Regions from separate parts of the Homo sapiens genome. Here region 2 is linked to region 1. The links are chromatin loops, found by intact Hi-C in ENCODE. Cell type or tissue: OCI-LY7. All regions are shown on one strand. Links, peaks and the distances in the headings refer to the core of each region. The heading gives the core; the rest is flanking DNA.

Evidence for each region. A loop is a pair of places that touch in the nucleus more often than their neighbours do. Peaks named below come from ENCODE experiments on the same cell type or tissue, not always from the same donor. Only the 100,000 strongest peaks of a DNase experiment are listed, where the experiment ranks them.
Region 2: a loop joins it to region 1, with 2.1 times the contacts of the local background. A loop is called at or near these places in 1 of 110 quality-filtered maps.

The regions. Positions count from the first base shown.
Region 1 is chr3:23,336,718-23,341,757 of GRCh38, reverse strand. The region is part of intron 3 of UBE2E2 (ubiquitin conjugating enzyme E2 E2); the gene reads right to left. Among named protein-coding and RNA genes, the nearest start is that of UBE2E2, 140 kb to the right of the region's middle. In OCI-LY7, for the core only: a CTCF peak has its summit at 2,163; no DNase peak of the experiment used is centred there; H3K4me3 peaks cover 890 bases; H3K27ac peaks cover 1,381 bases.
Region 2 is chr3:23,798,073-23,803,112 of GRCh38, reverse strand. No RefSeq gene overlaps it. Among named protein-coding and RNA genes, the nearest start is that of UBE2E1, 5.4 kb to the left of the region's middle. In OCI-LY7, for the core only: CTCF peaks have their summits at 1,987 and 2,191; a DNase peak (open chromatin) is centred at 2,202.

The sequences.
Region 1 (5,040 bases), core at 992-3,491:
AATTACTACACTATTAAAATTACTAAAGTATTTTTAGAAAAAAAAAAGAACGAGAAGAAGGAAGTGAAAGAAAAGAGGGGAAATGATTATGCTTTAGAATACAGTTTATGCAGATAAGAGTAGCTGTGGGAGACACAGTTTTAAAATGCTACCTTTAATTTCTGTTCACAGCTGTCAGCTGGATAAGATGCTCAAATGCAGACCCTAAACCTAAGCTTACCTACACTCAAACCTTTAGCTTGTGGTCTTGAAGATTCTAGGTGAAGACACAACTAGAAAAACATATACTGTATTTATAACTACCAGAGTTCATATGTCCAAAATGAGACCTACAATGCCCTCAAGTAGAATCTCAATAGTGTGGCTTTGGGTAAATTTATCTAATTATACTTCAGTTTCTTCATCCACACAATGTGGATAAGATGAGTACTTAAACAACTGTAAAGATTAAATGAGTTAATGGGTTCCTGTCTGGCATACAGGAAGTGCTCTATAAAAGTTCATCATTGTTACTATAAGGAACATCACCACCAATAAGATAATTTGTTGCTTCCCAGTCTGCTCTTTAGGTCTGTAGTCTTACCTCCAATATTTAATGCTGCAGTTGGGTGAAAAAAATAGACTTTTAGGCTATTAGCAAGACTTACACCTTTTCAATGCAAGGCTCCTGATTCTGTGAGCATAAACTTCTTGGAACCATGGTCTGCATTTCAAAAGAAACATTCATCATTTTTGTGGCAAAGATCATTTGATGTACTCACTTATATAAGCAGAATTTCTAAGGAATCTAAAACTCTCCCACTGGTGTTGGTGCCTCATTCCTGGTGGGGGGAGTACGAAAACAAAGTGTAGGAATTGAGGAAACACAACAGAAGGATGAAAGTATATTGCTTGAATAGAAGGCAAAGAAATGGTTTATATACCGACTTTAAAGATCCTACTTAACATGACCATCCTTTTCACATGTTTCTGACTTTCAGTATTTCAGAGTTAACAAACACACCTATTGCTCCCAGCATTCAGTCTTCCCTGTTTTGACTGACTTACAGGCTACATCAGGAAATTTATTTCTAATGCAGTCCAAGAAGGGTTTCCAGGGCTAAAGATTTCTTTTTTCTTGTTTTAAAATAATTCCCACTATGGACCCACTCAGCATCTTTTTCTTTAAAAAAATTAAATGGTTTTCACGTGTCTTTTTAGAATGTCTCTGTTTAACATTTTAAAACATGTATTTTAGTGTAGTTAAGCACATTTATTTAAAGGATTAGGTGTGACTGTGTGCTTCATAATGGCAACCTGTAATTATTTTTATAATCATCAACTGTTCAGATTTCATATTTATATTTTCCAGAGCATGACAGGCACTTGCTTCACAAGAAGAAAAAAATATAGTGCATAGTAGATGCAAATTATTTTTCCTCACTTTTCCATAACCAATTTATAAATACTCTGTATTTTAGCTAAAAATTTAATGTAAATAAATGTTAAAAACTGTGCATTCTGAAAACATGATTATCAAACAGGCAAAAAGAAAAAATTTTAAAGAGTAATGGCTCTTTACAATTCAGTAGAATATATACATCTTTTATTCATTACAGTATTGTGGGAAAATCTGGAGCCTGACATACAGACACAGGTTAAAATGTCACCTCCAATATAGGTTAACTACGTAGGTCCTGGCAAAACAGTTAAGCTTCTAGGCTTCAGCTTATCCATGTATTAAATGGGAGTTAACAACTGAAAATTCACAGTATTATCCAAATATTTAAAGACTTTAAATGTTTTCCCTCTTTTCATCCTAACTCTTTTTCTCTAAATATTTCAGTATTTCCCGTTATTCCTGACAATTAAAAATAAACTAAAACAAACATAAAATTAATCACTCTGACTACTTTGATTATTTTAAATCAGGTTAAAATGAATCCATTTCTAGAAGTGCAATTACTGTATTTCAAGAAAATATTTTAAAGACACATCTTGCTAACACAATAAAAATACATCTGTTCCCAAGACAATGTTTAAGAGAATGGGAAGATTTAAAAAAAAATCCTCAAGTGAAGTAAATACTCAGGAATCAAAATTTAAACATAACATAATTATAAAGTCAAATTTAATAAAACCAACCCCACCATATCATCTCCTCTTCCCTTCATTAAATTAAAGAAAACATTTAACTAGGGTCTCTAAGTTTTTGTAATTTTTTAATTCTTAATCTTGAAATAATTTCAGACTTTACAAAGCATTACACAAAGAATTCCCATATCCCTTTCACCCAGCTTCCCCAAACATTAACATCTTATATAACCACAGTACAATTATCTAAATCAGGAAACTAATACTGATATTATTCTATTAACTGATCTATAAACCTTATTCAAATTTTGTTAATTGTCCTACTAATATCTTCCTTCTAGTCCAGTGTTTGATCCAAATACCACACTGCATTTAGTTATCAGATCTCTTTGGTTTCCTTTAATCTGGCACAGTTGCTTAGTTCATATTTCATAATCTTGACACTTTCTAAAAATCTAGTCAATAATTTGTAGCATGGCCCTCAATTTGGGTTTGATGTTTTCTATGATTAAATTCAGGATATGCATTTTGTCAAGAATACCACAAAAGTAATGTTGTGTCGTTCTCAGTACATCATATCAGAAAATGCATGATATCCATGTCTCATTATTAGTATGTCTACTTTGATTAGTTGGTTAAGAAGATGTCCATTTTCTCCACTGTAAGGTTACTATGATTCCTTTATAATTATAGTAAATATCTTTTAGTGAGATCTTTTTGTGACTGTAAATATCCTGTTTATAACCATCTTACATTGTCCACTAACTGTTCTCACCTAAAACAATTATTACTGTAGTGTTTCTTTTCAAATGGTAATTTCCTATATCAATGACTCTTCATTTACTAATTGGAATTCCATGGCAAGAAAGTGTGTTCCTTTCTCCCGTTTGAATTTACTTAATTATATCTGGATACCACTTTTTATTTTATGGGTTATGGCCCATTATTATAGTGCTCAAAGTGTCCCTAATTTGGCCACTGAGAGCTCCTTAGAGTTGGCTCATACATTCTTTTGACATGCTCCCATCATTTTTTGAACATTTTGCCACTTTCATCCTGTACTTCCCCAGTCCCAGTCCCAGTCCCCAATTCAGTTTTTCCAAGGAACTCTGGTTCCTTTTATTGGTGCCTGGCACTTAAACCCAAGATCTGGTACTGGGTGTATTGACTGGAGCTATGATGTCACTGCTTCTAGGCCCTCTCATGAACAGAAGTAAGAAATATATAAGGCATACATGTACACATACACATATATGCAACCTTCTCTTTATCTCCATTCATTCATACTGATATCTCAAATTCTAATCCAAGGTTCATTATAGATTCCCCTTTACCTTATTTCTAGCTCTTTTTTTCTGATGTTAAAAAAATTAACTCTTAATATCCACCACATATTTAGTTGCTTAATCTTAAACTACACATAAAGTTGTTTCAGAATTGCTAACTCACCTAAATTTTGTCAAGTTTTTAATGAGCCAGTTAGACTGCACATTTTGATCATAAAATGCACAAATAACATGCCCACCCACACAAATACAACCACTGGAAGTGTACCAACAAATACTTCCAGTTTTACCCATCTTGGTGATAGCAACACCAGGAAGAAATCTTAAGTAATCTTTTCTCATGGTTTGCAAGTCTTGTTTATTATACTTCCCAGGTAGCTCTCAGACTGCCCACTTTTCTCCCTCAAGGTACCACATCTTTCAGTCAAGTTGCCGCCACAGCCTTTGGTCATCTCCCCACATCCAATTTTGCTTCCCTCCAATCTCCAGGGGCTTAGCCTTTAAATAGACAAACTAATCACTCTACTTTCACTCATTTTGATGGCTTTCTCTATATGTCAGATAAAGTCTAAAATCCTCAGCGTAGCCTAAAATACACTGCATGATCTAACTCCTACCAATCTTTATAGCTTCAAGTCACTCAATATTCTCTACATTCCACCTATATTAACCTTTTTGAATTCTTCTTTCATACTCCAGTTCTTGCACATACTGTTCCCACTAAACTATAAGTACTCCTTCTCCCTACATCCCCGCCTTAGTCCTGCTAACTCTTATATATCATTCAAGTCTTCACTTAAATATTATTCCTCAGTAAAGTTGTCCCTGAACTCCCAGTCTGGGTTAGACTCCTATGTGAAATCGTCCTAAAGCACACAGCATCTCTCAATGACAATTTGTGCTAAACTCATCTGTAATTCATCAAGTAGGCCTTCCCAGCTAGATTATCAATTCCTTAAGGACAAGGACTTTGTATTGCACACTGTTACATCCCAGTGCTCGACACAGGGTACAGCACAGAAACAGGGCCGAATTAGTACTGAATGAATGCCTAAATGAATAAATGAACCAAAAGATATTATCGAAAATTAGCTAGATATAGTGACTGACAACTACCAGCAATACATAGAAACTACACTTTCTATAATTTTTATGGATGTGAAGACTTCTGGATCCTTTCTGCTGCATTATATTGCCTAGCTAATGCTGAAAATATAACTATAAAGTAGTAATCAGCTGAATTTTTTTTTTTTTTTTTTGAGACAGGCTCTCACTCTGTTGCCCAGGCTGGAGTGCAGTAGCATGATCTCGGCTCACTGCAATCTCTGCTTCCCAGGCTCAAGTGATCCTCTCACCTCAAGACTCCCAAGTAGCTGGGACAACAGGCATGTGCCAACACACTGGCTAATTTTTCTATTTTTTGTAGAGATGGGGTTTCATCATGTTGCCCAGACTGGTCTCAAACTCCTGAGCTGAACTGATCCACCCGCCTCAGTCTCCCAAAGTGCTGGGATTACAGGCATGCAACACCGCACCCGGCCAATCAGCCAAATTCTTATCCAGCAAATGGAGAAACACTGTTAAAACTGATTAACATAATGAGCTTATGGCCAAATTAACAGTAATAATAAAAGCCAAAACCCCAAACACACAATTAAAAAGCATAATCAACTATTTTTTT
Region 2 (5,040 bases), core at 1,249-3,748, 460 kb before region 1:
GGCCAAAGCAGGTGGAACACGAGGTCAGGAGATTGAGACCATCCTGGCCAAGATGGTGAAACCCCGTCTCTACTAAAAATACAAAAATTATCTAGGCTTGGTGACATGTGCCTGGAATCCCAGCTACTCGGGAGGCTGAGGCAAGAGAATCTCTTGAACCAGCGAGTCTTGATTGGAGGTTGCAGTGAGCCGAGATCGCGCCACTGCACTTCAGCCTGGGGACAGAGCAAGACTCTGTCTCAAAAAAAAAAAAAAAAAAAAAAAAAAAAAAGCCAGTATGTCTTATCCAAGGTCATGCAGTAAGTTGGTGGCAAAATTGTTGTTATGACCCATGCTATCCACAGATGATCTTGTCAGTTCTGGCAATATTGGAGTGGGAGAAGAGCCTCAATTACATTGCAGAAAAATGTATTAAATATAAAAGGGCCGGGTGCAGTGGCTCACGCCTGTAATTCCAGCACTTTGGGAGGCCAAGGCAGGCAGACTCCTTGAGCCCAGGAGTTCAAGACCAGCCTGGGCAACATGGCAAGACTGTCTCTACAAAAAATGCAAAAATTAGCCAGGCCTGGTGGCACATGCCTGTGGTCCCAGATACTTGGGAGGTTGAGGTGGGAGAATCACCTGAGCCCCAGAGGTTGAGGCTGCAGTGAGCTGTGATTGTGCCACTGTACTCCAACCTGGGTGGTGGGAGTGAGACCCTGTCTCAAAATAAGTAAATAAATAAAATAAATATAGTAGTCTCTGATAATATTTTCGAGAATATATTAACAATCAAGACAGCTGGGAAAGTGGGAACATGGAAGCAAGCTAAGGGAATCACTGAATTTGTAACATGGTTGCTTGAACTAATGACTGCTATTGAAGTTCCCCAACCCCACCCTCATCCTGAGAATAGTCCTCATTATTTATTTATTTTGCCTATATGGATATATTTTAAATAGATAATACATTTTCATGCTATATTATTCTAAAGAAACCAGAGAGTATGCCACGAAAATATCTTTCTGCCCCTTCCCCCACCCCTAATTTCCTTTGGAGAAAGCAGTTTTCGGTTGTAGTCTATGCATGTGTAAAGCAAATGCATACATATGCACTGAATGCTTTGATAGTAATGCTCAATTTACATTTTAGAAAACCAGCCAGTCACAGAAGCCCAAGTAGTATTACACTGTGACATCCTGTGGACTTTGAGAAAGTGGGCTCCAGTTTTTATTAATACCTATTCCTGGTTTTCAGAATGACCCAACTCTCCTTCAAGTCATCTTTAGTGTATCAAGTACATTTAAGTAGAAACACTTGAAGATCAAGGTGCTAGTTGATCCCTAGGAGGTGAAATAATACAGTTGAAAGAGGGAGACTTGGTTTAACTTTTTGACTTGTTGCTTACACTGAAATTCAAGTATTTCATAAAGATTCTCTTTGGCCAATTTCATGTCCAAAGAATTGTCAAGCAAGTTAACGTTGGTTAATATAGTTTTTTAACTTACCTTATTGCTGAATAGAAAGGATTTCCTTTGCTGGGCGTGGTGGCTCACACTGGTAATCCCAGCACTTTGGGAGGCTGAGGTGGGCGGATCACCTGAGGTCAGGAGTTTGAGACCACCCTGGCCAACATGGTGAAACCCCGTCTCTACTAAAAATACAAAAATTAGCTGGGTGTGGTGATGAGTGCCTGTAATCCCAGCTACTCGGGAGGCTGAGGCAGGAGAATCTCTTGAACCCAGGAGACAGAGGTTGCAGTGAGCCGAGATCATGCCATTGCACTCCAGCCTTGGTGACAGAGTGAGACTCCATAAAAAAAAAAAAGAAAAAGAAAAGATTTCCTTTTTCCATCCAAAGAAAAAAAAATCTTGTGTTTGCAACTTATAAAGAATTTATATAAAGCCTTTCTGGGAAAAATGGACTCACTGGATTTCAATCGACTTGTTTCATTTTATAATTCTCCTTTGGCTGAAAAATCCATTCCTTGTAAGAAAGATAAGGAAAGTTCAAAAACAAGGGTCGATTCCATAAAGACGAATGTGATCTGGGGCATTTACCTTCAATTTGGGTCATTTTTCCATAGGCCTTTTAAAAAAAATAAAATAGCACTGATCCCATTGAAGGGCCCTAAGCACTATCGTACTTTATTGGCCTGAATGTTGCTAACACAGGAAGGTAGGACAGAGCTAAATTATTTTTTTCTACCACATGGAGGCATTGAACAACCATGTGATTTTCAAAATTTATCAAGACTTGGTAAGAGTCTAATGTTGTCTCAGGCAAGGGCAAAAAGGTTGATTTGATGTCCACAAAAGGATAGTGATTAGTATGAAAGTACTCTTCTCAGTTTATAATGTAGCATCTCCTCTGTAGGACCTATTTTTTAAACAAACTAGCCTTCTTCAACTTTCTATACATTGATCACACAAGAATAGACTATATTAGAATATGTAGGATTATAATTTGAGCAGTTTGGTTCATTAGTCTCTGAAACCTTTTCCTGAATTGAACACTCTTCCAGTTTACTGAAATTTGGAGGAATAAAATAGTAGGGAATAAATATTTTTATTTCATGTTCTTAATTATCTATTGTGAAACTTTTAAAAAATATCAACTTCTCCACAGTTCCATGGTGTGGCAAATCTATAGTCAAGGATCCAATTTGAATCCAAAATTTACCTCAATAATTGTAAACCCCAGAAGCAATTGGCAGCAAAGATACCAATCTCGACTTGCTAAGCCTACAGGACAAGTTCTGTCTTTGCCACTGATTGAACTCATGGCTGTGCCTCAAATAAATTAATCAACAAATATTTATTAATTAGTCTGTGTAGGCTAAGTACAGTGCTAAGTGCTATGACAGATGTAAAAAGTTGTTTCTTTTTTTTCTTTTCTTTTTAGAGACAGGGTCTTGCTCTGTCACCCAGGCTAGAGTGAAGTGGCTCAATCATAGCTCGCTGTAACCTCAAACTCCTGGGATCAAGCAATCCTCTTGCTTTGGCCTCCCCAGTGGAGTCACTGGGATTACAGGCATGAGCTACCACACTGGACCCAAGATGTAAAGAGTTCCAAGAGGTACCCTCTGGCCTCCAGTAAGGACCAGAGGAAAAGGGATTAGAGCTGAGCCTAGAACGACAAGTAGGGCTTGGGAAAATGAAGAGACATTCTCAGGTATTGAAATGACGTTGAAAATGATGTGGAAAAACATCAGACCTGAAATAGACTATTATTAAAATATAAAATTACATATATATAAATTATAAACTGTAAAATATATTATCAAAATAGTATTTTATTAGAAACAAAAAGAAACTGGCCTTTATTCTTTAAAAGCATCACTGGCATGAAAGACAAGGAAAAATTGAGACTTTAGATTAAAGGAGACTAAAGAAGCACAAGAACTAAATATAATATGTGATCCTGATCAGACACTGTACTGAACGGCAAAAAAATTATGAAGAACAGAATTGGGTCAATTGAAAAAATTAGAGTATGGAAGTTAGATTAAAGTATTGTATCAATGTTAAATTTCCTGAAGTTGATAACTATATGAAGAATATTTTTGCTTTTGGGAAATAGACACTGAGCTATGAAGGTGTAAAGGCACGTGATATCTGCAAACTATTTCAAAGAGTTAAAAAATGTTACTAATTGGTAAATCTGGGTAAAGGGTATATGGACGTTTTCTGTATTATTTTTGTGACTTTTCCATAAGTTCAAAACTTAAAAAATATAAATATGTAGTTACCTCAGAGGAAATGAAACGGAGTGGAATGAAGGAGAGATTGCTAACTCATTACATATTTCTGTATCATTTCTTAAAATAAATGTGCATTACTTTAGTATACTTTTAAAATCCAACCACTGAATCTTTAAAGAACAAAAAATATCTATGGAAGCAGAAAAATGCAGAAAGCGATTAGGAAGACCATGAATAGACTAATTTGGTTGAAAGACTCAGAAAACTAAGTGAACAGAGAGGAAGAAGGATGAAAAGTAGGTACCAAGAGCTTGTGGAGGGGCTCAACAGTGAGCTAAGAAGCCTGGATTTCATTACAGGATAAAAAGTACAAGGGATAAACATTACAGGCATTTTAGCCTCTGGGTATTTTAAGAAGATTAGTTTGATAGAAAAGCCAGAAAGGAGTCAAGGAAACCAAGGAAAGACGCCATTGAGGAAGTCTAGGCTTGGGGAAGCAGCTCCTAATTCCTAATTCTCCGTACTTATTTTAATTAATCACTGTTTAATGTTGAAGCTCTGGGAATCTAAGTCCCATGTTAGAGAATTTGTCTGCTTAGAACTGTTTTTAGAACAGTGCTTGGCCCTTAGTAGGCATGCAAGAAAAAGTTAACCAAGGTAGGGAATGAAAGATATCCTTGCCTTTAGTACTATTCCTTTCTTTCTCTTTTCCCCATCTCTTCTGATGTTCCGTGATTCATGCATACATGATTACACCATCAAGCAGTTGACAAGGAACGTGTGGGTGGGTGTTGTTCACTGAAAGAGGGTGGGTGACCCCAAGGTGAAGCCTAAAGTGACCGCCACCCCCCAACCCCCAGCATTGTAAGGAATTAAAGCCTTGACATCAGAGTCACAGAATTCCAAACCGGAAGAACTCTAGAGACCATCAGGTGTTCCCCGTTCTTTTGACAGTTGAAGACACTAAGGTGCAGGAAGAAAGGATGAGTTTTCTGAGGTCAGGCAAGTAGGTAGCAGCAGAACCGAGACCTTTCCCTTGAGGGAACCAAAGTTGACTATGGGGACTTGTGGAATCCACATCTCTATACTTCAAGCATGGAGCAGCAGGCAGGGACTACAGAAGCAAGAGGAAAGCTCCATGGAGGCATGTTCTCATTCTATCTACCCAGCTACTACTGCTTTCCAGGATCTGGGCTGTCTCATAGTCTTTGATGTCCACCCAGTAGTGAGCATTGGGCTGGACACACACACACACACACACACACACACACCCCTTGTTTCCTGAATTACTTAACTGAAAGTTAACCTAAGGCTGGGCGTGGTGGCTCAAGCCTGTAATCCCAGCACTTTGGGAGGCT